2 separate regions of the Mus musculus genome follow, and region 1 is linked to region 2. A link is a loop called in an ENCODE intact Hi-C map of the cell type or tissue named here. Cell type or tissue: heart. All regions are shown on one strand. Each heading gives the region's core, and the rest is flanking DNA. Links, peaks and the distances in the headings are about the cores only.

Region 1 (16,876 bases), core at 4,332-12,331, 140 kb after region 2:
AGGCTATATCCTCAATGCAGACTTGAGGTTCTAGTTATGAGTCTATGCTACATCTGGAAGCAATAGGATTGTAGAGCCAGGTTTGTCAAAGTTGGCTCTACTTTCTTTGGTAATCAAGTCTTCACCTTCTGTAATACAGCCCATCTCTAAGAATCATCTTAAAAGCAAGTCAAGACCTCAGACTGGTTGGGTGGCACTGTTGATTTTAGATGAAATCCAAGACATGAAGATAGTAGAAAAGGCCCTAGATTAAGGCTTTTGCCTTAAGTTTTAGTTTTTTCTACTTATCCATTCACTGGTTAGATTCCCGATTCTTCATTTTAACTGAGTATGGCAGGAGGGAATAGCTGGCAGTGTAGCTTATTTTTGTTTTTAATACAAACACAAAAGAAAGAGCTAGCAATGTAGAGGTAATAGAAAAGTGAATTTGCAATTTCTTTACAAATAGTAGTTGCATATACAAGCAGAAGTCATCCAGAGTTTGATTTGTTAACTGTGAGCAGTCTAGAATAACCAGATCTGAGTCTGATTTGCTGATTTGTGGCGAGAATTACATAACCATGATTAATTTAGAGGATAAAAAGTAATGATATAAAGAAGGCAGTTCCAACGTTTACCCAGTGCACTCAGAGTAGCTGATAGCATTGGCCCTTACATTGACTACGAAGTAGAGAAATGAGATTTTCTCAGGTCACAAATTGAAGTCTTGTTCACTATGATGATTTGGATGGTCAGGAATTTTATCCTTTCTACAAAAGTAATCTTAATGTCTTAAGAATACTTCATAGTAAGGAGTCAGTCACTCTGTTAAGTGAAGAGACAGGTGAAAATTTCATTGAAATATCCCAAGGACAGAAACTCAGGAATACTGAAAAAAATCCTTAGCTGCCATTTAGTTTTTTTTCCAAGTTACTCTACTTTTCCAGCAAACAGGTTGACAATATGCTACTTGAAGTTACTAGCAAGCTATCATAGCCTAGAGTCAAATGCCTATGTCAAACTTTGCCTATCACGCATATACAGTTGATGGTATCAGGCATGAAGACTAATCATTAAATATTTCACTGGGTAGAAGGAAAATTTCCAGCCACATTTTAAGTCACAAATATCATAAAGGATGCTCAGAGTGTCTTCAGAATCATCTGTTCCATATAGTGGTGAGTAGTTACTTTTGAACAGACAAGTATAGACGTGTTGGAGAAATTTAATTTTGTTTTTTTAAGCCCTGGAAAAAGTATTAAATAACAAAAAACCATGGAGCAGTTTAATAACTACTGGTTGCATCAACATGACTTGAAACTTGAGATAATGAATGATAACCAGGTTGCAAGTCCCTTTAGGAAAAATTTGTATTTCAATTCTGCTCCATAGTTAATGAGGAGAGGTCAAACAAACAACTTGGTCTAAGATGGCCTTAAGGAGGCATCAGCTTCAATACCAGCTCTCATAGACTTCCAAGACACGTACTTCTAGTACCACTAGCTATAGGTTGCTGAAAGTTAATGGTGTTCTTCAGTGTAGGATACATATGAATTGCTCTCTGGTTATATCCAACTCCAGGAAGTCCACCTTGGATGGAATGCTATTAATAAAACTTCATTAGACAATGCTGTAATTATCATCATTCTCTGAATAAAGCATCTCCAAACATGTTGAGCATCAACTGAATATGAATTGTTTTGAAGAGAATGCCATCCAGGTCAAACATGTTGTCTAGGGTAGTGGTTTCAAGCAGGATTTTCTGAAGAGCTTTAAGGAAGTCCCTTTTGGCATCACCATGGTGGTAAAGGAAGATGGTTGTGGCAGGTTGTAGACCTCAACTCCCACTTCACTACTTCATCCAGAGCAGCTTCACTTTACTCTGGACTTCCACACAGCTTTCCTTCAAAGAACTTCAAGAGCACAAAGCCTTTGGAAAATCAGTGATAAGTTGTTCACAAAATGCTGAAATACAAAAAATAGGTAATGGAAACCAGAATATGGTAAGCAAGCTCAATGTTAAGACAAAGCAGACAAAGTAGACAAAGTTTTTCTATTCTTTCTCTAATGTGGACCATCTTACAGATCGATAGAATTTAAGTTTTATTATAAATTTTGATTAAAGTTGGGTTTAAAATTGACTAAAAGGGTCAACCATGCTCTAGTGGGTGTCTCATTAAGTATCTGAGCAGCACAAACTGGGGGATTAAAAAGACATGAAATTGAAAGAGGGTAGGGAATAGTTTTGGGGAAGTTAGGGGAATATGATCAAAATACATTGCATGAAATCCCCCCAAAAAGGATAAAAATATTAAAAATGACTATCAGGGAACAAGATTGTTGGTTTTAAGTTGTAATAGCACTGGAAAATGTATCCATTTCTTTGCAAATATTACTTGAGAAGTCCATGGTTGGATGACTTAAGCAGTAAGATCTCAGTGAGCTATAACACTAATTCTATGAAAAATCTTTTCTCTCCTTATGTACCTGAGAATCAATCCCCTTAAAAGTTCTTTAGTGAGAAGTTACTGCTAATTCAACTATGACAAAAGTCATCCCCCACCCCTATTCTTCCCTATTATTCCCACAAATACTTTAGTTTCCACTGGCAAAAAGGTAATAATCAAAATGTGTAACACACTAATTCAATCAGTTAACAACAAAGTATGAGAAAGGGTGTTTCAAAGACAAGGAATTTATTATGGGGTCTCTAGGCCAATCTGCCAATAATTAAGAATCACTGGTTACACAGCTGGGTTTACCGTTCTGTTAAAAAGAATGTAGGAAAAACAAAATAAAAACACCCTGCATCAATCCATGTCTAAAAGATGTATATAACACATTGGGAAAATGAAGCTTTGCTGCACATCTTGAGACCTTAATATACTACACTGCACTGTTTGTGCGGAAACACATACTACATATTTTATCACGTCATTGGATAGCAAAAACGATAAATTACATACATATATAAAAGCAAATGGCTCATTCTACCTATTAATTTGGGGACAGAAGACTATAGGTAAGCTTTCTGTGTTCAGGAACATTAACAAAACTTAAAGCAATTAACAGAAACAAATGCAAATCTGTAGTTAATTACTTTTTGGGGAGACCATGAAAATGAACAAGAAAATCCAAAAACTTTTTTGTTTCATATTGTGTATTTTTTTAAAAACCAAATCATCAACCACCACGGAGACTGCTTATTCCTACACTTTAGGGAGGTCATCAAGGGATTCTGGTCTAGCGTAGTTATCACAATTGCACTTCAAGCACTGTGCTCTAATAAGGGCACCATGTAAATTGGAAGCAGATGCATCAGTCTCCAGTGATTTTAATACTGTGGATAAAGTGAAGGCTAAGATAATGCCAAGGGTAATACTGGACTGGGAGTCAGAAGGACTCACTTCTACCACTGTGTCACCTAGGAATTGCTAAGTACTTAAACAACTTCTGTCCTCTCATTTCAAAAAGTGGTGTTGACTATGTTGGTCATCGGCATACATGTATATGAAAGTGCTTTGAACCTGTAAAGTGCTATAAAAAGAGGAGATTACCATGTAGGTTCTATCTTGATATATCAAGAGGCCTTTTCAGGAATCTGGTTGAAGCCTTGTGAGATGGTTAGGTAAAGGGATTCCTCAGTAGAATTTCTTAAATTGGTGTGAAAAGTTTTGGTTCCTGAGTAACCCGAAGATGATACTATGAGGAATTCAAAATGCCTTGGTTTTGATCCCAATGGGTCAGAATATCTGCTTTGTCATTTAGTAGACAGCTACAGATTTTGAAGTAGGAAAAGAACAAGAGTCCAGTGGCCTTGACAGGATCCTAGGCAGTTTATGAAACTTCAATCATTTGAGATTGTGGAGTAGGGTCCAATGCTGTTCTCAGAGATGCCTTTCTTCAGACAGTGTTGACAATATAAACAAAACAAAATCCCCTGGTCCAAATTTACTATGTGTCTCTGAAGAATAAACTGCAGAAATGAACTGTACATTTATGGAATAAACCTGGCCTTTGTTGTGATAAAATAGCTTCAGTTATTTGGCTTGAAGACTCTTGACTGCACTATAAAGGGCTGTGCTGAATCTGGGCAGAGTAGGACAGGAGTGGAGGTAAAGGCCACATCATGATGGCTGAATGCTTCTTGGGTCACAGTGGTCCACTGGAATGGTGTCTTCTTCAGTAGTAAGGTGGAAGGAATCACCATGGACAAAAATCCAAGTACCAGGTCTGTAGGCTGATGGAGTAGCAGAAGGAAGGTCATTGGCAGGTCCAGGTGAACATTCAGCAATCAGGAGGCACGGGACTAGAAGGGGCAGGGAAAAAACAGGTAAGGTAACAAACACATGGAATTATAAACAGAGGAGTCTAACACTGGGATGGGGGTCTGCTGTCAGCATATCTACTGTGTGATAGGTATTCACAAGCCTGGCTTAGATGGTGATAAGAGAAATTGCTAAAAGAGAGGATTTGCAAAAGAGTAAAAGCTGGATGAACAAATGCAAAAAGTTCCCTGGCAAAGTTAACTGTCTCAGGGATGCAACAAATAGAAAATGCCTTAAGAGTGCTACACCGGGGCATTAATGTGTGCTCATATATATATATCATAATGGGGGTTTCTAGTCCTACAACTATTAGGTTGGACATTATAGTTGGTAGGGAGGAAAAGTTTTCACAATTGGCACACACACAAAAAAATGATATCTAGGTAATATATTAATTTTTCCTTTAACTTTCCTGGTGCCATCTTAATGCTCTTGTCCTTTAAACACTGCCCTAACTTTTACATTAACAAGTTCTATTTTGAGCAAGACAGTATATTGCCTTGGTTGGTCCCCATTCTCAACTATAACAATTTGATTCAGTTTCTTTTTAGGTCATACGGTTTCCTAGTTTTTTTTTTTTTTTTTTAAATCTAGGATTAAGAAAACATGAAATCTAATCAACTCATATATCTAGAGTAATGTTAATTATAATGTAGCAATTATACATACACTGAGGATTAAGGGTCCCTGCTTTTCAAAAGGCTTCACTAGAAATGATGGTATTTTTGGGCAAAGATACATAAAACCAAGACTCTTTCAGTGTTTGCTATATGGAAAACAAACAAACAAATAACCAAATGCATGTGATGAACCAGACTCTGCATATAAGAGATTAAAGTTATCCTAAAGATGTTCTTTTTAATATTAAGAGAGTTACAGGGTTAGAGAGCATCTTAGTTTTATGAAATTGCAGAGATCTGCCAGGTGAAGAATCACAGAAGTGCATTTCCAGGGTAGAGAGTATGAATAGCAAAAGTGCAGAAATGAAAAGGCATTTTGGAAAATGGCAAGTACCGTAGTTCACTTTGGATGGAGTGTTGTCAGTTTGCACTGAGGTTCTGGACAGAAACTTGGATCTTCAAGTTCCCAGTGACAGTGCTGGTGGCAGTGCTTGGTGAGTCGTGTCTCTCTTTTCTCACGGCAAGATCAACAGTTCCAAAATTGAATACAAAACGTCCACCTCCAGAGTTCCTGTCATATCTTGACAAGCTCTTCTGGGTCACAGGTCCAGTTCTTGAAAATCTGGGAGCCTGGAGTCCATGGTGGCAGCTACACTGAAAATGGAATCCACTCCAACTACTGCATGTACTTTATGAACCTCCAATCCTGGACATCTGTGTTTTGTCATGGAATTTCAAGCTTTTAAGTTCCAGTTGATTTTATTTTTTCTCCTTCTCCAGAGGAAAGCCTTTTAACACCACAGTCTTAAAGAGTCTTTTGAGGTACATCCAGATTTAATTACAAAAGAGCTAAGACCAACAGAGTTTTTCTTCAAAACAGTCATTTCTCTTGAAAGGAAACCATTTGTCTCTGGCCCTTTGGTAAAGGGAATAAGTCAACTTATTTTTTTAGACATTTGAATAAAATATCAGAATTGGTAACATCTAATCATACAAAATACACTTAAATATGTTTGTGTTCACTTGCTTAGAGAGCTGTACCACTTAATAAGCACCACTCCACAAAACAAAAATGTTTGAAACCCAACTGTTCAAACATTTTAATAGTGTTTGCTGGATAATGGCCTGGAATTTGATAAAAGCAGCTGACAATAAACAAACAAACAAACGGCATTTTGGCCATTCAGTCTCACATTTGCAAGCAATTAGAATACAAGGCTGGTTAGGAAAAAGTTAAGCTTCAAAATGATTCCAAATATCTGATTTTGTGTCCCAGCCAGAGTCCAACAAAGTTTTTTCAAAAACTTTAGCCTTCAATTTAAAAAACAAAACAAAAAACCCCCCCAAAAAAAAAAAAAAAAAAAAAAAAAAAAAAACCCCAAACATTTTCAGGAATCCAACGCCTGGTTCAGTCTGTTCCAAGTAGCCCTCTTGCTAAAAATCCATGTGCACTATTAACTGGTTTTGGCAGCACCATTTAAAAATAATCCTGTTCACTATCAACCACGAAAACCAGGGATATAAAATAGGAGCAAATAATGGGTGTCAATCATGGTTGTAAAAAAATAGTTAACGAGAGAAAAGTAGTCAGGCACCAGTACGAGCAGCAGAAAACAATCGCTGGGCCAGAGATTACACTTCTTGTTACTCGAGGACACATTCACTCCTAATTGTAGCTGCTTTCTAGTGGGTGCCATTGTACCATAGGCATCAGCCACCCTTCAGGCACCCTATGGTGAAAGGAAAGGGCTTTGACTAAAAGCCAAGCAGTGAAGTGATGGTACCTGAAACAGCCATTATGCAGTAAGAAGCAGCTCACATATACCAGGGACTCAAATGGGGGCTTCATATTGGTTGTGAAGGGTCCCAGATGACATGTAGGCCTCAGTTTCCTCCCGGTGGCAAAAACTGTTCTAAACTCTTCTGGGTCATAGCCCCCTTTGAAAACTCGCTACTGAAGGATCTACTCATCCCCCTAGAAAACACTTTCCCACGTGTTTCTGTACAGAAGAAGTTCAGGGAACCTTCCCATCTCCAACTCCAATAAAAGGTTCCCGAATTTAATTTCAGGGAATGAGCAATTGTTATGACTTCTTGCAACTCAAAGGAAAAAAAAACAATAATCATCTTTCTGTAAACCGACACTTTTGAAGAGAGCTTCCAATTCCATACACACACTGATAGGCAGAGGAGGAAACTGAGGCGCAGACAGATTACAGAGTGACTTGCCTAAGGTCACTCGGCCAGCGAGTGGCTAGGCCCGGAAGCAAACCCAGATCTTCCGACTCCGGAGCTCGAATCCCCACCCCGGAGCTGCCGCCAGCGCTCTCGCTCCCCACTAAGGTGGCATAAGTAGGAAAAGGCAAAGGAGGAAGCCCACCACCAACCATCCTCCAGCTCCCTCTTGACCCTCCAACTGGGTCCTAGCAGGCCCCGAGGGGTGGCGCCAGGCCTCCAGGCCAGCCCCGGCCACCCCAGCTTCCCCCGCCGCCTCCCCGGGAGCGGGGCGGAGTTGCCCGCCGCCGCCAACCACCCGGACGACCCCTCGTCGGATCGCAAAAGCATAGGCCGCCGCCCGAGTTCTGCGTACGAGAAGAAAGACGCGGCGCGAGCGCCAACGGCCACCGGGCGCGCGCCGCGGCGGCCGGGCCTGCGCCCCAAGAGCTGGATGCCAGAGCAGGAGAAAGAGCCGCCAACCGATCGCTCGATCGACCGCACGCCCGCTCCTTCGCCCTACCAGACCGGGGAGGGGGGGAGGGCGCGCCAGGGCTTCTTCGAGTTAGGGGCCTGACTCCCCGGCGACAAGACAAGATGGCTCCTCCGCTCTGCTCTGCAGCTACCGTCCCGGCTGCGTCTCTCGGCCCGCCCCCGGTACTGTTCCTTTAAATGGCCGAGAGGGGTCAGGAAAGCAGGAAGAGAGGCGCGCGCCCTCACGTGATGGGGGCGGACCGGCCAAACAAGATCCGGTCACGTGGACCGACGTCGCTCGCCAATCAGAAGGTGGAGTCTCAGGGCGGGGGCGGGAAGACTTCGAGCTCTGTGATTGGCCGAAGGTGCGCTGGAGGCCTCGGCGGCCGGGCCGTCGGGAGTGAGCGAGGTGATTCGCGCTGCGTGCGCTTACGGAGACAAAGCGGTGGCTGAGGTAGCGGTGGCGCGGGCAGCACCGGCCGCAAAGCCGTACTGAACGCTGAATCTCGTGACGCCCAGCCTGTCATCGTCTGTTGAGGCGCGGCGTGTCGTGTCGTGTCGCGGCGCGGGCGGGCGGCGGCGGCGGCGGCGGCAGCGGCAGCGGAGGCAGCACATGGTTCCAAGAGCGCGCTGCGGTGGTTGAGTTCCAATTCCACGGGGAGGGACAAAGGCATCTGCGAGCTGCAGGCAACGCCCGATCGGATCTGGTGGTGCACTCGCCACTTTCCTCTGTTCTCCCAGGCTCTGGGACTAACTCCTGTCTGTCGGTAGCGAGGAGGTGGCCACAGGACCCAGGCCTGGGAAGGCCCGAGGGCCCGAGGCCATCTTCTGAAGGGTGTGGGGGAAGGGCGCACCTGAGGTGATTCGGGAGGGTAGGTTGTGAGGTGTTTCTGTGGGCCACTGTGAGTAATTTCACCCACAACCTGTGGTGATTGTGGCATAATAGCAAGCTGTGTTTGGGCGGGGTTTGGGAAAAGAAATCTGTCAGTCAGCACCAAGGACCTTTCTGTTGGAAAGCGGTGAAGCCAGAAGTAGCCTCCACTCCACTGCACTGTCCAGTAGAGCACTCTTTTGAGGAGCCTGGTGTCTTCGGTGGTGACAAAGTCTTCGGTGGTAATGAAGTAGGTGAACCGTCAGAAGTAGGTCAATTTCCTGAATTTAGGAGAACAGAAAAGGACTTGAACGTGAAGTTGAAGCTGTAAACCTCCAAGTTTGAAGACCATTCAGAACCGTTCACTTTTGATGTGCGTCGGAATTGTGTGAAGAAAGCTTGACCCCCCGGAGCACTTAAGGACAGTAGGTTTCGAATATAGTTCTTTCCAAAGTATTACATCAGAGTCATTGAAATACTTAAATCACTCGCAGTTTTAAATATCTGCCTGTATTTTGAATAGATACTAGGGAAATTTTTTTTTTATGTGTCACTAAGAAGCACAAATTTACCCTTTACTGATCAGAATCCTGGGGAAATCGATTTCACTATATGTACTTTCCTGTTAACCGGCAAAGACTGAAGACTCATTGCTGTCATGGCCTTCACCAATTACAGCAGTCTCAACCGAGCTCAACTAACCTTTGAATATCTCCACACAAATTCGTAAGTATCTTGTTAGGTGCCACTGAGGTAACCAGTAACTCCTCCTTGATGTTAATATGGAAATCCTTTCTCCAGAAAATTTTGCTTTTTTATTCTTTGGCTTGTGTCATTGGAGTAAGATGTATCACTGGATGTCTTGAGCTCTGTATTGAAGAACTGAGATCAGTGAATTATTTGTTGGTAATCTAGAAGAAAATGATTTCACTTACTGGATCAAAAATTTCAAAATACAAACTTTATATCATATTGAGTTGTTTCATCCAAGTGTTTAATAGGAATCCAGCAAAACTGCTCTTTGGATCATCAAAATTTGGACCATCTAGTATCAACTGTTGCACATCTTTAGTAACATCCTAGACAATTGGGTTTATAACAAGTGTTTCTAACAACAGCAACAACCACAAGATGATGATGACAAAAATGACCAACTTGGAAGAAGAAAGCATTTGTTAATTTTCAGCAAACAATTGGTTTTGTCATTTTGGCAAATTGGCTGTAAATCCAATGTAGTTTATATATGCTAAGGAAGAGTGGAAGTTTCTTTAAAGGCCTTGATTTAGGTAGTCTTTTTCCAAAGTATGTGAAATCACAGAAGGATGCTGTGTTCATGGTCTTGAGTAAGTGAAGAGATTAACATCATTACCATTTGGTATGGAATATTTTAGGGTTTGTGTATTTGTTTAGTTAATTAGTTTGGAAACAGGGTCTTTCTACCTAGCCCAGCCAGGCCTGAACCAGACCAGGCTAGTCTGGAACTCAGAGATCTGCCTGCCTCTGCCTCCTAAGTGCTAGAATTATAGGTGTGTGCCACCAAGCCCTTCATTAGGTTATCTTGCCAAAATCTAATCTTTCCATTCACCTCCTAAATGCTGGGATTATAGGTGTATGCTACCAAGCCCTTCATTAAGTTATCTTGTCGGAGTCTAATCTTTCAGTTCACCTGTTACTTTTGGGTTCAAGGTAAGTATTAGAGTATTTGGATAAGGAGGTAAAGAAAACCTAGATGAATAAATGGTCCAGTTAGAAAAAACATCTGCAGAGTAGAGACCATAGACTTCAGGTATCTCATAATAGTACAGTAATTTTCTAGTCTTTTGTGATTCCATGATACTTAAAAAAAACTTTTGAATAGTAAATTTTTCTGAGCAGTGATTTGTTCAATGCCAAGAGGTTTAATTTTGCATTATTTAGGAAGGTTTTTGGTTTGTTTGTTTCTTCCTTCCTTTCTTTTAATTGAGGTAGATCACAGAGAGAGATGGTACCACAGAGATTACCTTGGATACAGATTATGAATCTGGAACCTAGGTCACTGATCAAAGATGCTAGCACAGCCTTTGGCCACACTTTCGATATTCTTTATATTTGAGCTACATATTAAGAATAAGCAGATGAAGAGACTTAAATGTTCATGGCTGCGTGTGTTCTATAAAGGGGTCAGATTTGAATTTTGACCTGGCAGAGCAAATTTGGAATTATAAATATACTGAAACTTGGATGACCCTGAACTGGCCTTCAAAAATCTGTCTTGTTCCAGCATCACTATAGACTTTGTGCAATAACAGTAATATCAGCAATTCATTGCTTCCACTACTTACTGTTTTAAATATAAAGTAATTTCTAAGACAAATCTATAGGTTTAGAATTATTCTTGTCTTGCATTTGAGAAACCCGAGGCTCAAAGAAATTAAAGGCTTACAGAGAGGCAGCTGGAGAGGCAAGTTAAAGGTATCCAGATTTAAGACAGTATGAAGCATTTGGCTACAGTGCTTAATTTTAACCTACTATTGACCATTACTTTGAAGGTTTTGTTTTTCTGTCTGTAAGGCAGAGAATTTAACTTCCTGATTTATTATTTTGGTTTATTTTATTAAACTTCTAAGTATAATTTCTCCCTTTGTTATTGTACACATTATTAACAGTTTATGAACATTGCCAAAGCAAGGAAGTAAACTGAGTTACTTGAATAAAGTGATGTTGGAAAATTTTCTGTGAATTTTATCCATGTTGAATTGAAATTAGTGCTTGCTTCAACATAGAAGGATTGGCATATCATTTTGGAAATTTTGGAATTTCTTACCTGGACCACAAATTTGAATTTTGAAATATTTCTACTATGAATGTGTCTTGTTTTACTTGAAGAAAACACTAACTGTACAACACCACAATGAGGGTGTTTTTCTTTTAGTCAGAGCTTAACTGTAGCCCAGGCTGGCTTTGAACCTCATACCCTCAACCTCTTAAGTGCTGGGATTTCTGGTGTGGGCCATTGTTAAGTTTTTTTTTTGTTTTTTTTTTTGTTTTTTTTGTTGTTGTTGTTTTTGTCATTATGACTTGATGGGAAGTTCATTCTTAGAGAAAAATAAAACTTTTTATATGTTGTAATAGTAGAATAGTAGAATGGGTCAACAAATCAACTCCAGAGAAGGAAAGATTGATCTTACCGTACCTCCTTTGTTCTGTTAAAATCTTAAAAATGCCAATTCCAGATGTTACAATATTAGCCATATTTTGAATCGTGAAATTAACAGTATTTTATTTATTTTTCTTTTTATGTAGACTTGCAAGCAGAGCCCAAGCTACAGTGTAGAAATTTTTGTGGTTTTGTGAGAAGCCTATGCTTAGAAACCTCAAAACTCAAAAAAAAATTTTTTTTGAATGCTGCTTTTCCATACATATGCACAGGGTAGCTTTTTTTGAGCCTGCCTGCCTTCCTTTCTTTCTTTCTTTCTTTCTTTCTTTCTTTCTTTCTTTCTTTCTTTCTTTCTTTCTTTCTTTCTTTCTTTCTTTCTTTCTTTTTTTCTGAGACAGGGTTTCTCTGTATAGCCCTGGCTGTCCTGGAACTCACTTTGTAGACCAGGCTGATCTCGAACTCAAAAATCCACCTGCCTCTGCCTCCCAAGTGCTGGGATTGCCACCACACCCGGCAAGCCTCTGTTTCTTCTTTCGTAAGATGGAGCTAATATGTTAGTGTTTGAAGATTACACCATATAAAAATCAAATGGTATTCATTATTTTCTTTATATTGTTTATGTAATATAGCCTGTCATTGGTGTTAGACATTAGATAGGTTATTAAAATATTTTTTATTTTATGTGGATGTTTATCTCTATGTATGAATATGTACCACATTCATGCCTAATACCTACAGAGTTCAGAAGAGAACATCGGGTCCCGTAGAGCTGGAGTTAGGGATGTTTGTGAGCCACCATGTAGGAACTGGGAACTGAAGGAACTGGGAACTGAACCTGAGTCCTCTATAAGAGCAGTATGTATTCTAAAGTACTGAGCCATGCTCGCTTCGGCAGCACATATACTAAAGTACTGAGCCATCTCTAGTACCTAAGCAGATACATTCAGAAGTATGTGTTGGGGAGAGTAAACAGGTTTCAGTTTTTGTTTTTGTTTTTTGTTTTTCAAATCCTATGATACTTACTGTTAATGGTTATTCTTGGTTATATCTGTATCAAGGATGGAATGGGCTACAAATTCTCATGACAGCCTGAAAAATCTAGTTTCTTTTGATATTCACTTCCTTTTCCGAGATTTTACAAATTAGGGTTTTCAAATTAAAGGAATCTTCCTCTTTGGTGGTAGGTTTTGTGCCTGGCATCCTTGGTATAGTGGTAGTAATGTTCCTTTGATATGAGATGCATATCTTAAGTCATTTGACTTGATATACTTTTATGTAGTCAGGTGAGCATAATGTTTAATTTCAAATGACAGGTTTTTAAAAATAGTTTTATTTATTTTATGTATATGAATACATGGTAGCTGTCTTCAGACACACCAGAAGAGGGCATCTGATCCCATTACAGATGGTTGAGCCACCATGTGGTTGCTGGGAATTGAACTCAGGTCTTCTGGAAGAGCAGTCAGTGCTCTTAACCACTGAACCAAGATGACAGGTTTTTTATGTCTATTACTCTTGGAACATTCTGTGACTTGGCATATGATATTTTTGGGTAGTTGTAACAGTGTGAGAAATGAATGTGCAGGGACCTAATCAAGTCGGAGATTTCTATATTTCATATGACTTATAAGCCTGCTGAAATAGAGGTTGACCATATATTTGTATTTGTGTATATACACACACTATTTGAATATAAAATGATTCCAGAATTTCTCAGTCACCAACACTGCTGCTGCCTCCTCTTCTTTCCCTTTTTTTTTTCTTTTCTTTTGAGACACGGTCTCACTATAGTTCTGGCTGTCTTAGATGGAAGTCACAGAGATTCATGCTTTTCTTTGTTTCTCTAGTGCTGGGATTAAAGGTGTGTGCCACTAGCTTTATTTTCTACCAGTCAAGGCAATTAACTATTGTCAACTAATTAAAAAACTCAGCAAAAATTTTCATGGCTTTGAACTTGTGGATAACTTTTTGGTTTAAATTCAGGTTGACTAATCAACCTGAGAAATCATTTTCTTTACATAAAAAGCAAAATGTGAGTTTGTTGTTGGAAATGCTGAGTTTCTTCTGGGTCACAAGTGTTAAATCATGATTGAAAGTATTAGTTTATACAAAGCCTTTGTGTTTAAACAATTAGTTGACTTTGGATAATGTGCAAATGAAACTTAGGTCTGTAAAGAAGGGTTTTTTTGTTTTTTATTTTTGTTTCTGGCTTTTTGTGTGTGTGTGGTTTTTGTTTCTTTGTTTCTTTTTTTGGGACAGGGTCTTTCTGTGTATTCTCAGCTATCCTAGAAGTTACTATGCAAACTAGGCCAAACTCAGAGATCCACCTGCCTCTGCCTTCTGAGTGCTGGGATTAAAGCTGTCTACAGCCATTTTTATTTTTAAAAATATTATGTCTTCTTAAAATGCTAGCTACAGGGTACCCTTTGAATATTTGGCAAAAAAAGGAAACTTGCATTTTTGTGTGTTCTAATGATTTTTAAGAAATATTTGGAACAATGGCTTCAGCATTTATAGGCTCCTTCTGTCATTTGAGATTCTGAGTATTGTGGGTTTTTTTTAAAAAAGATTTATTTATTTATGTATATGAGTACATTGTAGCTGTACAGGTGGTTGTGAGTCTTCATGTGATTGTTGGGCTCCGGTCAACCCTGCTCGCTCTGGTTGGCCCTGCTTGCTCCAGCCCAAAGATTTATTTATTATTATGAATAAGTACACTCTAGTTATCTTTAGATGCGCCAGAAGTGGGCGTCAGGTCTCTTATGGATGGTTGTGAGCCACCATATGGTGCTGGGATTTGAACTCAGGACCTTTAGAAGAGCAGTCAGTGCTTTTACCTGCTGAGCCATCTCTTCAGCCCTGATTCTGAGTATTGCTTCTGACTTTACCAAGAACACCAAGGTCCTTTAACGATATGTATTACTATACAAAAATACTCCTTAGCAGTGTTTTAATGTCGATTAGCTTATCTGAAATACACATGTATAAAATACTGCTGTTACTGGTAGCAACGAAATTTGGGGATTTTTTTTTTCCTTAGAGTTTGTGTACAATACACATTTCTAAACTTTGCATAGAGTACAGTGAAATTTTAGACAGATGTGCTTTATGCTTGCCTTTTTAATAGCCATTTACTGGATTCTAAATGTCTCGTTTTTATATGAAACAATTGGACATAGTGCTTATGGTATTTTTTTGTTCTTGTGGAAAGGGGTGTTATAATTTTCCCCATAATTCTTACTTACAGTTTTACATTTAAAGGACAGAAATGTTTTTCTTTTTCTTTTTCTTTTTTCTTTGTTTTGAGACAAGGTCTCACATAGTCCAGGCTGACCTTGAATTTGGTAAGTAGCCAAGGCTGACTTTGACCTTGTTATCTTTTTGCCTTTACTTCTGAGTTATGGGCATTTGCCATCATACCTAGTTTTATGTTGTACATGTTAGTCAAGTATCTACCCTACCAACTGAGCTATATTCCCCAGCCCAGAAATATAATTTTTCTTAAGACAGAAAAATTTGAGCTCTATTTTATAAGGGAAGTGGTAGTATATTCTGATGTGTCTTATTACTATACTCCAGGGGGTAATTTTTTTGAGATTCATTGACGGATATGAAAAACATGTTTGTGTTTAAATAAATGAAAATTGTTAAAAATAGAATTGGCTATTTTATATTTCTACATATCCATTTTGGATTGTATAGGAAACTAATTTGATATAATTTTCTGGTTTACATCAATCAGGAATATAGATGACTGAAAACTTGAAAACAAATATTTGAGTCTTCTTTTAAAAAATAATTTGAGTCTCTATAGAGACTATCAGGAATTGTCAATGCTGACTATATTTCAAGTCATCGTGGTAAGGTATTGGGATAATTCAATTAGCAACAATTGCACCTCAGAGAAGACAGGTTATAGCTAGTGCTCAAAGCTAGAGTCCCCTCTTAATAATTTTGTTGTAAAGATAGGATCTAGCTATACAGCCTGTGCTTGCCTAAAACTTGTCATTGTCCTCCCTTGGCCCTATGGAATTACAGTTGTGTGCTATAATGTCTGGCTATAGATCGACTTTTTTGCCGTACTAGGGATCTAACCCAGGCAAGTGCTCAGAAACTGAGCCACAGCCTCTGTTTCTAGGTTGATCTTGCTACATACACAGTCTAGGCAGACCTTGAGTTCATCATATTACTATGTCTTGAACAATACAAAGAGATTACAGGCTTGTGGAAATATGGGCATTGGTACCATAACTTGTAGACACTTATTTATAATAAAAAGATGACTTTTAAAGGCAAGGTTTCTTTTAGAAATTTAATTTTTTCCAGGTCAAATACTCAGCATTTGGATTTTAGCCAGAAGAACTTGAACTTCATTCCATAAGTGATGGTAATTAAAAAAAGTCTGTATCTTGCTACAACATATCTCTAGGTTCTACTGCCTGAATTAACAACACGTATATTTACTGAACTTAGGAGAGAAAATTTCTTATTAAAATTCTTTTTTTTTTCAGTTGTTTTTTTTTTTGTTTGTTTGTTTGTTTTTTTTTTGGTTTTTCTAGACAGGGTTTCTCTGTGTAGCCCTGGCTGTCCTGGAACTCACTTTGTAGACCAGGCTGGCCTCGAACTCAGAAATCCGCCTGCCTCTGCCTCCCAAATGCTGGGATTAAAGGCGTGTGCCACCACTGCCCAGCAACATAAATCAGTTTTCCTAGATAGTTCAGTTAGGAGATTTTATAAACTAGTGGTTTATAGTTTGTTTAGACCACTATATAAGTGATCCAAGATCTTAAATGCTATGTATTAGTGCGATATTTTAATCTAAATTTTTTAGAAAATGTTATCTTGACTATTGACTGAAACTGAAAAAGCAAGAATAATTTATGAAAATTGATTATGGTTTGTGTCTGTTACTACTTTTCTATTTCCTTTGAAAGTAAAGCTGGTTTTCTGGATGGTTCTTTGTGGACCTGTTCTTCTTTATGTTTAATGAAGACTATTATAAGAAAATACATGAAGGGCTGGTGAGATGGCTCAGCGGTTAAGAGCACTGACTGCTTTTCTGAAGTTCAAATCCCAGCAACCACATGGTGGCTCACAACCATCCATAATGAGATCTGACGCCCTCTTCTGGTGTGTCTGAAGTCAGCTACAGTATACTTATTTATAATAATAAATCCTAAAAAAAAAGACATGAATTAAGACAGGGAAAATTGATCATACCTTTTAGCGGTGTGTTTTATAAATGCCTGAGTGT
Region 2 (14,883 bases), core at 2,273-10,272:
AAGGGGAAGAGGGTGGCGGGGTGGACCCCTGCTGTAGAGGGAGCTGGTAGGAGCTATATTTGAGCTTCTGGAAGGATGACTAAGGAGGTTGATAACAGGCTCGAGGGCTCAGGGCGGCAGGCAGGCCGGGGGCAGCTGCCAGGGAGAACCGCCCCCCTGGAGACGGCTGTCTCCAGAGGCCCCTCCCAGCTCCCTGCTTTGTCTCACTCTGTAGAATGTGCCAGGCAGACGCTACAGCTCAACCAGCCCCTTTCTGGAAACTTCCCACACTCCCCTTTCAGTCTTGGGTTCAGGTCATGGGTAGGAAGGGAGAGTTCTGGTGGGGGAGAGTTCTCCCCCTCACTCTTCCTGTGAGGCCGCTTAGAAGGTCTCCAGTGATGAGGAAGAAACTGGGGCCCGGGTACAGGTTAGGAATGGGCAGTGCTTCTGGGGAGGAGGGAGATGGATAATTCTCCCCCTACAAAAGAGGTCTCATGACTGTTGAAATAGAGGGGTCTGAGGTGACAAGCAGAACAGGAGAAACGCCCAGGAGCCAGGTGAAGACTGGGGTGGGGAGGACTCACGGGGAAAACATTCAAAATCTGGTCTGTGCCCCCCTGGCCTTGCGGTTCAGACATAACACGCGGGCAGGGGACAGAGAGCAGCGGTCCCCTCCCTCTCCTTCTCTCCCTTTCTTCTTTTAGCTCCATCCTCTATCTCCTTCCCTGCATCCCGACTCAGACCATGGGGAATGAAGTCACATAGTGGCGCTATGTGGGAGATGTCTGGGTGGCAGAGAGAAGCATCAGGGAAGATGATGGCAAGGGAGCACTCCTTCTCGGAGGGAGCACTCCTTCTCGGAGGGTCCTGTCATAGGACTGGCTCCTCGCTCCCCTTTCTGGGACAGATGGATATTACCTTCATTCCTATGCTGCCACTCAGGAAATGGGCTGGAGGAGGAGTGACTTTTCCAAGGTCACACAGCTGGGGCTGAGCTCAGACATCCCTCCTCCCTCTCCTCTGCTCCCCCTCCTCCCAGGCACCCGATGTCAGCTGCTCTGAAGTGAGTGGCTATTTTTATTCTGGTGCGAGGGACCTGAAACAGCAGAGCCATGTAGGTTAGAAGACTCTAGGACACCGGCCTCAGCAGGCAAGGAAAAGCTCACTGCAGGCACAGGACCCTGCTAAGCTTGCCTGGGGGAACTCTTGTTCCTTAAAGACTACCCTGTCCTGGGCTTCTGGGTCTCCAAACAGTTCTTCATTAGAGGTCAGAATAGAGCACAGAACCAGAATAAGCCGTGTTCATAGCCCTCATCCTGTCTCCAGCTCGAACACTAAGCTTGAAATTGACTAAGACTTGATCCCATGCCAAGGCAAAGCCTCTACTCTAGCTCTCAAAAGAACTCTGACCATCACTGTGACCAGCCACATACTGAATCTTTAGGCAAGCCTGACAAGAGTCTGACCTTCATTCTGGACATAGACTCAGCCCTAAGAGTGAGTGCTAACCTCAGCCTTGATTAATTTTGTTTTAGACGAAATCCCAGCTCTGACATAAAATGAAACAGTGCTTTTGGTCAAAGAGCTCTGAGCTTAATCATTGACTAGCCCTTGATCTCATAATGAATTTTCACCATGTATCATGCAAATTCTGTTTACTTTGGTCATAAAATGGAGCCCTGAATCTGGTTAAAGTCCAAGTTCTGAGCTTTGTTGTTAACTGAGCCTTGACCCTGGTCATATACTGAGCCTTAATCCCAGTCAAAGACTGAATCCTGACTCGAACCCAGGTTTAGTTCTAAGCCTATTGGACTTTCGTTATTGCTGTTGTTGCTATTGTTATTGGTGGTGGTGATATAGAATTTGAGAAAGCCCCACTATGAGGCCCAGGCTAGTCTTGAACTTGTGGTCCTTTTGCTTCTGCCTCCTTCCTTAAATTTTTGCTTAAATTGAAAAGTGACCCTGATGACCCTAAACTCATCACAGACTAAAACTTGAGTCCCAACCTATCCAAAGGGCCTAGACTGCACACTGGCACCTTAGGGGTATGGGTTGTGAGCAGAGCTCTATCCTGGGAGGTCTTGTGCTGCTGATGCTAGAATGTTCCTGGTACTGTTGCAGCCATTGTCTCCTGCTGGTTCTACTGGCTGGTGGTCAGCCCTCAGCAGACCAAGCTGTGGCCCAACAGCCACAGAGTCCAGGTTAATGCAATGAGAGTGGTTTGGTGGCATCTGTCCAGTGAACAACAAGGACTCATGGGGAACTGGGGTTTGGGTGTGTCAGCAGAAAAACCACAGGCTCTGTGGGGCCTCAGGCTTCTGTCACCCCGGGGGCCCTTATTGTGATAGGTAGAATCTCTCGGGTAGGGGTTGGGGTGCAGAGAGCCAATGAGTTATATTCCACTGTTTTGTAAACTAATTTTAACCCCTTGAGTTTAGTTGACATATACTTACAGAAAATATAGAACAGGATACAAAGAAGGAAACATTTACCTATAATTTTAACCTCCAAGAGATAGCCATTTTTATTTTTGGATTTTTTTCCCTTTAGATTGTTTTGATCTCATCTAATGTATTCGTGTATACGTTTTATAAAATTGGTTGGCTGCTATGGTGGCCATCCCATCCATTACCATCTATGTCCTCAACAAACAATAGTGTGGTTGACCTTGTACCCAGCTTTAGGAATGAGTCAAGATTGGTTATCCCAAGGACAAATTCTCAGGGCATGTGATTGAATCATGTGGAATTAGTGGGATATAAGAAGACTTTTGAGGATTTGAAAAGAGAAACGTATTTTATGTCCTGGCAAGTTTGAAAGCAAGAAGAAAGAAATGGATGATGGTCTCAGCAGCTCCTCACTAACCATACTCCTTCCCCTTTTGAAAGAAGTCGATTCACTGTCTCTCTAGCTGGCCTAGAACTCACAGACATCCACCCACCTCTGCTTGCTGAGTGCTGAGGTTAAAGGCTTGTTCTACCTCACTCAGCTCGGAAATTTTTTTTATTGTCTGTATTTATTGTGGGGATGGGAGTGTTTATGTGTGGGTGTGGGCATCCCACAGTGAGCTTGTGGAGGTCAGAGGACAACTCACAGGAGTTGGCTCTCCTACCTTGTGAGTTCCACAGATTGAGTTCAGGTTTTGTAGCAAGTGCCTTCACTTTCTGAGCCACCTAGGCAGCCCTTCACTCTTTAGATTTTGAAAGATGCTACCTCATTGCGGCTAGATTCACTGATTTGGCTAGACTGGCTGGCCAGCAAGCCCCCCCCCCCCCCAATCCTCCTCTCTCCCTGAGTTGATTAAACATGGCCTGGTGCACTTCTGGGCTTTCTAGGGGGCTGAGCTCAGGACCTGTGCTCGTCCCACAGAGCCATCTCTGCAGTTCTAAGCTTGTTTCAAACTCCTTGTTTTTGTTGTTGTTGTTGTTATTGTTGTTGCTGCTGCTGCTGTTGTTATTGTTGTTTTTGAGACAGGGTTTCTCTCTGTAGCCCTGGCTGTCCTGGAACTCACTCTGTAGACCAGGCTGACCTCAAACTCAGAAATCTGCCTGCCTCTGCCTCTCAAGTGCTGGGATTAAAGGTGTGTGCCACCACTGCCTGACTTGTTTCAAACTCTTAACAATCAAGCCAATGTGAAGGAGATGTAGAAGGGTCTTTCTCTGTAGCCTTGAGCTTGAGCCAATTGTCTTGCCTCTGCCCCCCGAGTGTTGTGATTACAAGTGTGAACCATCATACACAGCTAAAATCCTCTATGTGTGTGTGTGCATGTATGCATGAATATATGTATCTATGTATTATGTGTGTGGTATTTTAGGTTTGTTTTATGTGTACTGATGTTTTGTCTGTCTGTATGTTTGTGTACAGTGCTCACAGAAGCCAGAAGAGGGCATCTTATAGTGCATCTCTTGGAACCTGACTTAGATAGAGGTGGTTGTGGGCCACCATGTGGATGCTGGGAATTGTACCGTAGAAGAACATAAAGCCATGCTTTTAATGCCAGAGCTGCCTCTCTAGCCCGTGTGTGTGTGTGTGTGTGTGTGTGTGTGTGTGTTATTTTTGAGTTGGGTTCTCATAGGTTTAGGCTGGTCTTAAACTCACTATGAAACGGAAGATTACTTTTTAAATTTTTTATTTGTGTTTTATGTCTGTACTGGCTAGTTTTGTGTCAACCTGACACAGGCTGGAGTTATCACAGAGAAAGGAGCTTCAGTTGAGGAAATGCATTCACGAGATCCAGCTGTAAGGCATTTTCTCAATTAGTGATCAAGGGGGAAAGGCCCCTTGTGGGTGGGACCATCTCCCATCTCTGGGCTGGTAGACTTGGGTTCTATAAGAGAGCAGGCTGAGCAAGCCAGGGGAAGCAAGCCAGTAAGTAGCATCCCTCCATGGCCTCTGCATCAGCTCCTGCTTCCTGACCTGCTTGAGTTCCAGTCCTGACTTCCTTTGGTGATGAACAGTAGTATGGAAGTGTAAGCCGAATAAACCCTTTCCTCGCCAACTTGCTTCTTGGTCATGTTTGTGCAGGAATAGAAGCCCTGACTAAGACAATGTCCATGGAGATTTTGCTTGCAAGCATGTCTGAACAGTACATGCATTCCCCCGGTGCTTGTAGAGGCCAGGAGAAGGCATCAGATTCCCTAGAATGAGAACTACAGACAGTTGTTAGCTTCCATGTGGGTGCTAAGAATCAAACGTGGGCCCCCTGGAAGAACAACCGGTCCTCTTAACTGCTGAGCCATCTTTCCAGCCCCTCTGAGGATGGCTTTGAATTCTGATCCTCGTGCCCTGTCTCTTAAGGGCCAGGATTACAGGCTTGTATTATCATGGCTGGCTTTTCACACTGGTGTAGGAATCCAGACTCAGTCTTCATGCTTATACAACAATTGATTCTACATGTTAAGTTATCTCACCAATATTTTTATATTTGTTTATTTATTCATTTGTGTGTGTCTGTCTGTCTGTCTGTGAGTGCTTGATATTAGAAACATGCGACGGTCAGAGGACAATCTGTGGGAGTCTCTTCTTTCCTTTTGTCATGGGTTCTGGGACTTGAACTTAGGGCATCAGACTTGGCAGCAAGTGCCTATAGTCATGGAACTATCTGCTGATGGTTCTCCCCGCCCCATTTTTAATGCGCATTTTAAAAGTGGTGGAATAAGCCCAGAAAGGTAAAAATACCTTGGATCACAAGCAGCGTTGGCTCAGTGTTGACAAGGTTCTCTGAATCCTGTGGGAAAGGGCACAGCGTGTTCTTGCTGTCTGCCAGGGATTGGTTCCAGGGCACACTTCCATACCAAAACTCGAAATATGAGGATGCTCAAATCCATAGATAAAATGGCTTAGTATTTTCCTAAAGCCCGTGTGGCCTGATCTTGTACTTTCTATCATTTCTAGATAATTTATAACACCTAATACAATACAGATGCTATAAATAGTTGTAATGCTCTATTGGTTGGAATAACAACAAGAAAAGAGTCTGTACATGTTCAGTACAGAGGCAGTTTTTACTTCCTAATATTTCCAACTTGAGACTGGTTAAATCCAGGGTGACAAAAAACTGATTGTACTTGCTGTGTCTGCTGAAGGCATGAGGACATGGAGTGCCACCTGTTTCCTCCTTGGTCCAGGGAGATGATCCACAGAGGTGTTTGGGGCTCAAATCCAGATCTATGAATTGGCCTATTTTACATTTCTGAAACAGTTCCTAATCTGCAAAACGGAGTTCATTGCTGGAGGGGGCCGTTGTGATGAGGAAGGGGAAGAGCTAATAATGGAAGGTAACACAGCCAGAGTCTGTCCTAATCACCCTGCCCTCAGGAGGTTGAGTGAAGAGTATTGCTTTGAGTTCAAGGACAGTAGGAGATTGGTGTGTACCATCTCTGACCAGATACTGTTCTAATGAGATGCATTGTGTATATTAACCCTCCCAGCCTTTTCTAGGTAAAAAAGGATAGGTAGTATTCCTTTGTAAGAATTTATATTTATTATTATTATTATATGTGTGTGTGCACCGCGTGTGCCTGTACAGGCACGGACATGCCATGGTGAGCGGTTGGGGACGCCTGTGGAGGACAGAGCACAACTTGTGGGAATTGCTGTTTTTCTTTCACTTTTTTTTAGGTTTCAGGGATAAAACTCAGGAGTCAGGCTGTCATAACAAGCGCTTTTACCCTCTGAGCTTTCTTGAGCGGGGCGTAGGTAATGGTCCTCGCTTACAACGTGTGCTTTGGGGAATTGAAGCTTTGATCGGAATTTCGTTCAAAGACATCAAAAGCGTATAAAGGAGATCTCCTAGGTTCCTGCTTCCTTATCTTAACTCTCTGACCCAGAAATCCTTGTGTCCATCTGCGAACCTCCTGCGCCCTCTGGTGACGCGAAGTAGTGCTGTCTCCTGGCATCCTGCGGGAGCGTTTCACACTTAGTGGGCAAATGCAATATGGAGATTGTGAGAACTGGGAACATGAAGTCTGGAGGACCAGAGAGTAGCTGAGACAGGGATGGGGGTTAGTGGGAGGCAACCACCCGATTTGGGTGGGATGTCAGTGGGGCTGTTTCTAGCTCTGGGGGCGTGGTTTATGGCTGGGCGGAGCTTTTGGCTTGGGCGGGGCCAGCTTGCGGGCCAGACGTGGCGCAGCGGCCGAGTTTGGGTGCAGCCTGCGGAACGTCTCCTGCCAGGCACAGATGAGCATCCTACTGTCGCCGCCGTCGCTGCTGCTGCTTCTTGCAGCCCTTGTGGCTCCAGCCACCTCCACCACCAACTACCGACCGGATTGGAACCGTCTTCGAGGCCTGGCCAGGGGGCGGGTGGAGGTGAGTGCGCCTTTTCCCAACCTTAGTACGACAGTTCCACAACCTTGCTGCCCCTTATCCCAAGAATATAGTCCGGCCTCAGGAATACCAGAATTCCCGAAACACCCCCCCCCCCTTTCCCTCCTGCACGGCCCGGGAATCATTCCTTTTATTTCCCAGCCGCATGATGAACAGCATCTACTGTGGAAGTAAGAAGTCTCGTCCTTGTGGCCTGGCACTCTGAACCCTTGCCTCTGCTCCAGGCTTGGCCCTACCGTGGGTCTCTGGCTATAATTTTTTGAAAACTGGCCCCTTAGAACCCACCTTCTCTAAGGATAACCTCACCTTTCCCCATTATTTCTCCCCCCACCCAGACTTAGTGCCTGGCATTCCAGAATCTCTTTTCTTCTGGTGGGGAGAAAAGACCTAAGCTCCTCCCCTCACTGTACTCTGCTGGAGCTGGAGGAGAGGATAGGGAAATGAGATACCAACAGTCCACAGCCACCCTGGACCACCACCACCTGCCGGCCAAAGGACTCCCCTGGAGTCTTCCTAAGTGATTCCTATGTTTGCAGACTCTTCATGGGCCTTAGCTGGTTTATTTTTAATTTAAAAAAAAATTAACAAAAGGAAGTGTAAGGGAGGCCTGAAATAGGGAGGTCTGGACTTCCTGTTGGGCTGCGGCCTCCCATCAGGAATAGAGAAGGACCATCCATACTCCCAAGTTAGGGAAGATCAGCCAGATGGTTCCTGAAGCTGAACCACAGGTGGCTGGCAGGGCTGCCTCTGCATGGGGTGGGGTAGGGACCAGATGGCAGGTGCCTCTAACAGGGCCCTTAGGGTAGTTCTGAGCTGTTCCCTTCTAGTCTGACTTTCGTCTCAAGGGCCAAAGGCCAGGGTTAGAATTCTACCGACAACAGGGAGAATGCCGTAACCCATGTCTCCTGGGCATTGGTCAGCTATCAATAACATGCAGACAGGGACCCATGGCTGGTTTCTCTCCCTCATTCTTTACCTGTGGCTCTAGGCCTGAGCTTCCCAACCTGTACAGAGGTCTTCTTGCTCACAGGACTTTACTGCCACACCTTGATGCTTCTCTTTACGCTCACTGCCTGACCCAATTCAGTGTAAAGGACGGCATAGTCTTGGCTGTATAGCTAGCCTGTGAAGGACTCCTGGTTTATTATCCCATTTCTCTCTCTCTCCAGACCTGTGGAGGATGACAGTTGAATCGCCTAAAGGAGGTGAGTTTGAAGGAAGGGAGTCCCTCTTAGGGAATAAGGAGCACTGGTCACTGACTGGGGGCCTGGTGGGAATCCCTGTACTGTGAGGCAGGAGACTGGACCTGTCTTGGTATATGACCTGACTGGGCCTCATCGTCCATGTCTATAGGGTCTGAGGCCCTGTGCTCTAATGCTATGGTTCCTCCCCAGGTGAAGGCCTTTGTCACCGAGGACATTCAACTGTAGTATCCTTTTCCTGTTGTGGGGGGAGGGGATAGGGAAGGCACCTGGGAGAAGCCTCGATATTTTTCAAAGATAGAAAATGATGTTCGTCTACCAAAGAGGCTGATATTAACTCTTCGGAGGATTCTGAGGAAGTCTAGAATTAAGGAGGGAAGAGAGCTTACTAGTGGAGAGAAGGGCCCTTTATTTCTTTGAACCCTAATCTCACAGTGATGAGGATTGGGTCCCCACCTAGGCTTCTTGTAAGTGATCAGCTAAAGGGTGGGGGGGGTCACATCTCTCTGCCTCTGCTCCCCCTCCCACCTCTTTAACATCTCCTGCAGCCACAACCTGGTGATGAAGCACCTCCCTGGGGCAGACCCCGAACTCGTGCTGTTAAGCCGAAATTACCAGGAACTAGAGGTGAGGCATTGGCGGGGGGTGGGGTGGGGGTGGGCTCCAGGACAGTGGCTAAGTGCTGATCCCGCCCTTTCTCCATCTTAGCGAATCCCACTCAGCCAAATGACCCGGGACGAGATCAATGCGCTGGTACAGGAGCTCGGCTTCTACCGCAAGTCGGCGCCGGAAGCTCAGGTGCCCCCCGAGTACCTGTGGGCGCCCGCTAAGCCCCCCGAGGAAGCTTCAGAACACGACGACCTGTAGCCCCGAGCCACAGTGGAGCTGGGACCCCCCCCTGCCAGCGCCCCGGAGACAGAATGAAGCGCTCAGTATCCCGGGAGCATCTCCCTTGCTGAGGGCCGACGCCAGTCTCCAAAGCAACGGAAATGGGGTGTGTGGGGGGAATCTCAATCCTCCCTTTCCTCTCCCCAGCTCTACTAAATCTTCTTCCTTCACGCGGAGTCTCTTCTTATTTGCAGCGAGTAGATGGTGTGGGAGATCAAATAGGAGTTCCTGACATCCTCGGGTGACTCCTCCCACTACCTAGCTACAGGAATGGGGGGGACACTTGGGGATAATTCACAGTCTAATGCCATCTCCCCAAGACAGCAGAGAAAAGTCAGGATCGTTGAAAACCAATAATTTATCAAAACGCTGCGTGTGTACAAAGGGGAGAGGTGTTTTGACAGACGGGGCAGCAGTGGGCAGGCGCACTGGGAGGTGCCGGTGCTGGGGGCGTGGGGACAGCAGCCCGCAGCGCAGGCGGTGTGAGCAGAGTGGCTAGACATTCTTGCCGCGCAAACGCAGCTCATGGCGCCGCAGGTGGTTGTACAGCGATTGCACATAGGTGAAGACGCACTTGGGGTCGGGCTTTTTGCCCATGATCATCATGTCCTCCACCTCCACCAAGGGTACACAGTCCACCAGCATCCTGCAAGTGTGGGGGGGGGGGGCAACAGGAGTTGTCAGTGCCAGCCTGCTTCTCGCTGTGTCCCTCTACCCCGAGGTCGTTATCGCAGCCTGCTCGTCTTTTCACAAACTCCAGACTGTCTGTCCATCGATCGGAAAGGCTTTCCAGGAAGGGAAACCCACAACCAAACCCAGGGGCCATCCTGCCCATAGGCTAAGCAGGTAGAATTTGAGGGGTTGGGGAGTGAGCCATGCCTCACCCTAGACAGGCAGGTTCTGGCTCTAGAACCCAACCGCTCTCTGGAGAGCCCACCTCCTGTTCATGCACAGGTGTATCCTTGTTGGTAGAGTCTCAGCTGGGCCATTCAACCCCTGGGAGCCTTCCCCTTTGGCTAGTGTTATTCTACCATCAGGATTCCCCAGTGACCCACTTCCTCCTAGGGGAGTAGTCCTGGAGTGGTTTTTTTAAACCCTATCATCTGCATTGGGTAGAGATAGGAAGGCAGATGAGGACCCTAGTCATATCAGCTGGGTTGTCTGTACCCTACCCTGAGCTCATGGTGCAACAACTCTTCCGATTATCCCTGAGTGCTACACTTGATTCAGGAAACCAACTCAGCGGTTTGTTTATAGCCAGGTAGAACCTGGTATGAGACACAGGCCCTCAGCCGTGGGTGTCGGCAACTGCCTGGAGCTCCCCTTCCCCTTCTGCGGGAACCTTACCCCTACAGCTTTAAGATGGGGGACAAGCTCAGCCTGTTTCCCTCCTGTCCCTAACTAAGACTGGTTGTCTCCAGTTTATACTGGCTCCTCATCACCACTGCTCAAAGCTTACTTTGGCAGGGAAAACAAGCAGATTACTGCTGCTCCTAGGCATGAGATAGATAACCCAAGACCACTTCCCTTCTAGTACCTTCATGGTCATAGCCAGGATTGTGGTTGGACTGGGGTCTACTCCCAGCTCAGCTATGACTATTTTTTGCATTTTGTGGTACTGGAGGTTAAATCCAAGGCCTCATGCTTGAAGCGCAAGCTCTCTCCCACTGAGTTACCATCCTGGCTCTCTGCTTTTTGAGATTAGGGTCACAATAAATTGCTGGGGCTAGTCTTGAAATCATTCTGTAGTCCAGGCAAGCCTTGAACCTGTGAGACTCCTATCTCAGCCTCTGGTGATGTTGGGAAGCAGAAAGTTTTCTCAGTCTCTGTTTTAACAGATCACTCATGGATGCTGGGTAAGACTCTTCTGTGACCCTACTATAGCCCCACTCCACCCCCATTAGACATTCCCAACCTCATTGGAGACCTTGGAAGTACTCAGAATAAGTGACAGGTACCTGGCACTACTGTTGACAGGCTATGTGCCCTTCAGGTCATCCTCACCCCACATTTGGGGTTGTTTATCCAGCTGTACCATGGTGAAGAGGCAGATTCTCTCTGGAGCATCTTCCAACTGTAGCTATCTGTACAGGGATCCCAGCCTCCCTCCCAAGTCTGGAGCTCCCTCCAGCCCGTGGTGCCTTCCCTGGAGACCTTATAAAGCCATTGTTTATACTGGGGTATATGGTTCAGGCTACCCAAGTGACAAGCCAAACACCAGGCAACTAAAGCAACAGCACGTAGCTGAGTCACACTTTCCTACTGGGCCAGAGCTACCCTAAGCAAAGCTTTTCTCTTTCCAGTAGCCTGCTGAGCAGGAGCTAAGTCCATATATGACCTAGAGACAGTACCAAGCCTGTTTTTCACACCTGAACCTCTGAGTGTGTGCGCACATGTGTTCCTTCTCCCAGGGCCCCTGACCCAGGAGAGCACCCTGTGCATCCTTGCTGACTCCATCCATGCAGAGTCACATTTCCTCCAGCAATTCCTTTCTCCCTTTGGACCTCTATCTTATCTTTCTACCTGTGCTCACGGATGCTGGATGAGACTCCTCCCTCTTCTGTGATCCTACCCTCACCTCCCACCTACCTCTGTCTACAAATCGGTGGGATTATAGCGGTGGGTCTGGAAAAAGAACAAGTAAATGGAGACCCTGACCTCACTCTGCTCTCTTAGCTCCTTATCTCTAATAGGAAAACCAGGTCAGATCAGAATTCTTCACTGTGGCCCCGAGGTGATGTGAGCAGAGAGAAAAGCCATATGGCTTGGGGAAATCCAGCCAGAAACATCTTCCTGTTGAACTGGTCCTGTTCCCAGGCTCCTCACTTTAGAGAAAGACGCCACCAGCTCCCCATGTGTCACATTCTGAGTTTGAGTGGCGTCTTGACCCTCTCTTTCTTTTTCAACCCAGATCAGGGAGCCTGCCTTTCTAGTGTGTTGGTTTGTTTTAAGACAGGGTTTTGCTGTTTCCAGGTTGACCTCACATTGTGATTCTTTAGCTTTAGACCCCTGCGTGCTGGGGCTGCAAGCATGCACCACGCTGTCCCTTTGGGTCCTCTACTTCTGATGCCGTTCCATCTTTAGCATCTCAAGTTTCTCCCAAGGATTGTTTTGGAGTCCTAGTCTGAGCACAGCTCTCCCGTTCTGGATAACCTTTGGCTCCTGGGTTCTCACAACGATGCTCAAACTCAAACTGTGCTCCCTCCCTTCAACCTCGTCAGGTTCTTTTCTTCCAGGCTAAGCTGCCTTCTCCATCTCTTATCTCTGGCCTTGCTGGGTCTGTTCCTGTGCCTGCTGCTCCTTTTCCTCCCTCAGTCTGAACTGTTCAGACCCTAGATTAGTTTTCTCCTTTTTATAGCTTGCCATCCTGGGCTGAGCCTGGGGTCTCCTGGGCTCCCTGTCAGTCTTCCTCCCTGTCACCATACCCTCGTGTCACCGAGGGTCTTGCCGGTCTCCTCTGGGCTTTCTAAGCCTCTCCTGCTGTTCACACTTTCTCCCCTTATCCCTCTCAATGCATTGATGAGCAGATTCCGGTGAAATGAGACAGGTGGGAGAGGCGACATTTCTCACCGTGGGGCCCCAAGCAGGGGTTAGGACTTTTTGGTTTTTACCAGCCCCTTCTGGACCAGACAGCGGTAGAACTCCTGGATGTACGTGTACACGCACTTCCAGTCTGGCTCTCGAAGCCGCACCATGTCCTCTGTATCCAGGAGCTGCGGGCAGTCCGCATGGGTCCTGGGGAGGGGAGGGGCCAGGAAGGGGCAGGGAAGGGGCCCGGTGGAGGAAGGAGGGAAGAGAGGCCAAGAGAGAAGGGAGGACAGAGACACACACACATACACATACAGAGACATGAGTTCAGTTAATGCTCTCGGTGCCGCAGTCTGCCAGCCTCCCGCATGCCCCCTCCCAGTGGAGGACGTGCCGCTCACTACCCATCACTAATGGTGCGCGGTGCAGACAAGGGTGGGGGGCCAAACCAGTCACAGGTGCAGAGAACTCTTTGGGCAAGCGGGAACGCGGGGGTAGGGGGGTCAACGGCACTGGTGCCGAGGTTGGAGAGGAGGGCTGTGCCCCAGGGAGAGGGGGTGAGGGAGGCGTGAGAGGAGTGGGGGAGGAGGAGGAGAAATCCTGGAGGGAACCAGAAAGGGAAGGGAAGGAAAGAAAGAGACGGAGGAGGAGGGTGCCTGGGTGCAGTGTGCAGAAGGGGCAACGATTCCAAAGTGGAGGGCTTTCGATGTCCTATATAGGCGTATATAGGTCACTCGGGCACGGTGCCTGGGCCAGGAGCCTCCTTTTGGAATCTCCAGCTGGGATCCCGTGGGAGCAGGAAGCTCTGGTAATGGTGGGAGGAGAGCAGGACAGAGAAATGGAGAGAGGAGGAACAAGGGCAGATGGAGGAGGGAGAGGTTATGGACAGGGCCACCTGATGGGTTTTAGCCTGGGCTGGTAGGCGGGCATGACGCTCCTTCCTTCCGGTAGGCACCCGGCACACTCAGCAACAGGTGGGTGGAGGAGGATGGAAGCTCTCTGGGGAAGGGGGTCTCGTCTGCAGACCCACTGTACAACTGGCCACTTCCACGGGGTCTCAGGGCTGCTGAGCCCGGCTGACACGGGGAGAACGGGACCCATACTTACTCAGCGGATGAGAAGGCCATTTCAAAGTTCTGGCGTCGGTTTTGTGGGCTCAGCTGCCCATAGTCAAAAGCCTCAGGGAAGAAATTGTGCACCAGGGCACAGAAGGCCATCCCATCACTCCAGCTGGAGGAGAAGTTCTGGATGTCCACGTGCTTTGGGAGGCAGAAGCACACCAGTCAGGACGCTGGGAGCAACTTTCCCATGGTTGCTGTCCACCCCTCCCCCACATTTTGGCATCGCAGTCCTAGGGCAATTGGGCTCAGGGAGACCTTGTCTGTTCAAGGCTAGATAGTAGGTGAGTAGTTAAAACATGAGCTTCTTCCAACTGGCCTCATTAACCCCCTAAGCCGTGATTTTTTTTGGGGGGGGGGGGGAGGACTTCTGAGAAGCCCAATGCCACTCAACTGAGGCTATGGTCATGTTCCAGTCACTCCCTCCCTTGCAGAAGTTTACTGGGTGGAACACTGAGGCTCTGACTCTGAATCATGCCCACCAACCCAAAGGAGCCAAAGCAGGCCGTGGGGTCTCCCTGAGACTTCGCCTTCCCATCTGAGAATGTTTTTCATGCTTCCTGTCAGAGCTGTGATAGCTGCCGAATAATTCTCAGAAGAGGGCACCAAACTGAGGCGTTCCACTGGGCTCACCTCGTAGCCGCGGGTCTTGGCTCGGCACCAGTCCAGCAACATCTGCTTGATGCTATTGGCGTTGGGGACTCCGAAGCTGGTAGAACGCTGTACAGCTGTACGGGGTGTGCCAGGACCACTGTGGTGTGGGGAAGAGGGTCACAAGATGCCACTAGTGGGCCAGCATACCCTTTGGACCCCTGGTCTGGTCTACCATGACATTCAACCTTTCTGTCACATTGGTACCTTGCATCTCCCATCTCTCTGGCTCCAACCACTGAGCTTCAGGCCCTATCCCCAACACCCAGACCACCTCTCTACCCTCTACCACTGACCCTGCAGAGCCTTCTTTCTCTAGCTTCTCAATCATGGCCTTGCGTGCTTGGGATGCTGAAGTCTTGGGCAGACTCTGTGCCTTCATTAACTCTTTCTTCTTCTCTGCCTGGCGTCTTTCAAGGGCTGCCAGGCTGCCAGGACGTGAGCTGGTCTGGTCCTCTCGGTCGAAGATACTGGAGTGGAGGGTGACAAAATGAATGTTATGGTTGAAGGAAGAGTGGGTCCTCTCTCTTGGCAGCAGACCAGGATGCTTAGCTTGATGTTGTTGGTGTTAGAAACACTGAAACTTGTGGAGGAACAGAGCTACAGCTGCATGGGGTCCTCCGGGGCTGCTCCGGGGCAGTGTTTAGAAGAGGTCTTATACTGCATCAAACACCACTAGGGACTTCCAC

The links. Hi-C counts contacts between places; a loop is a spot of excess contacts. Peaks named below come from ENCODE experiments on the same cell type or tissue, not always from the same donor. Only the 100,000 strongest peaks of a DNase experiment are listed, where the experiment ranks them.
Region 1: a loop joins it to region 2, with 2.1 times the contacts of the local background. A loop is called at or near these places in 1 of 42 quality-filtered maps.

What each region holds. Positions count from the first base shown.
Region 1 is chr11:3,641,236-3,658,111 of GRCm38, forward strand. It overlaps Morc2a (microrchidia 2A), which reads left to right and starts at 8,202. Exons shown (of 27, transcript NM_001159288.2): 1 at 8,202-8,911; 2 at 9,073-9,212. The coding sequence starts at 9,145. Tug1 (taurine upregulated gene 1) reads right to left here and starts at 7,579. Exons shown (of 4, transcript NR_002321.2): 1 at 7,518-7,579; 2 at 5,322-5,843; 3 at 3,537-4,288; 4 at 1-1,944. In heart, for the core only: a CTCF peak has its summit at 7,821; a DNase peak (open chromatin) is centred at 7,876; H3K4me3 peaks cover 3,397 bases; H3K27ac peaks cover 2,192 bases.
Region 2 is chr11:3,508,285-3,523,167 of GRCm38, forward strand. Selenom (selenoprotein M) reads left to right here and starts at 6,400. Exons shown (of 5, transcript NM_053267.3): 1 at 6,400-6,789; 2 at 7,977-8,012; 3 at 8,202-8,236; 4 at 8,558-8,636; 5 at 8,718-9,067. The coding sequence starts at 6,661. The coding sequence ends at 8,876. It overlaps Smtn (smoothelin), which reads right to left. Exons shown (of 20, transcript NM_001284427.1): 17 at 14,491-14,664; 18 at 14,177-14,294; 19 at 13,533-13,684; 20 at 9,238-9,543. The coding sequence ends at 9,393. In heart, for the core only: a CTCF peak has its summit at 6,359 (motif pointing left); DNase peaks (open chromatin) are centred at 6,537, 7,787, 9,797, 10,187 and 4 weaker places; H3K4me3 peaks cover 3,179 bases; H3K27ac peaks cover 2,226 bases.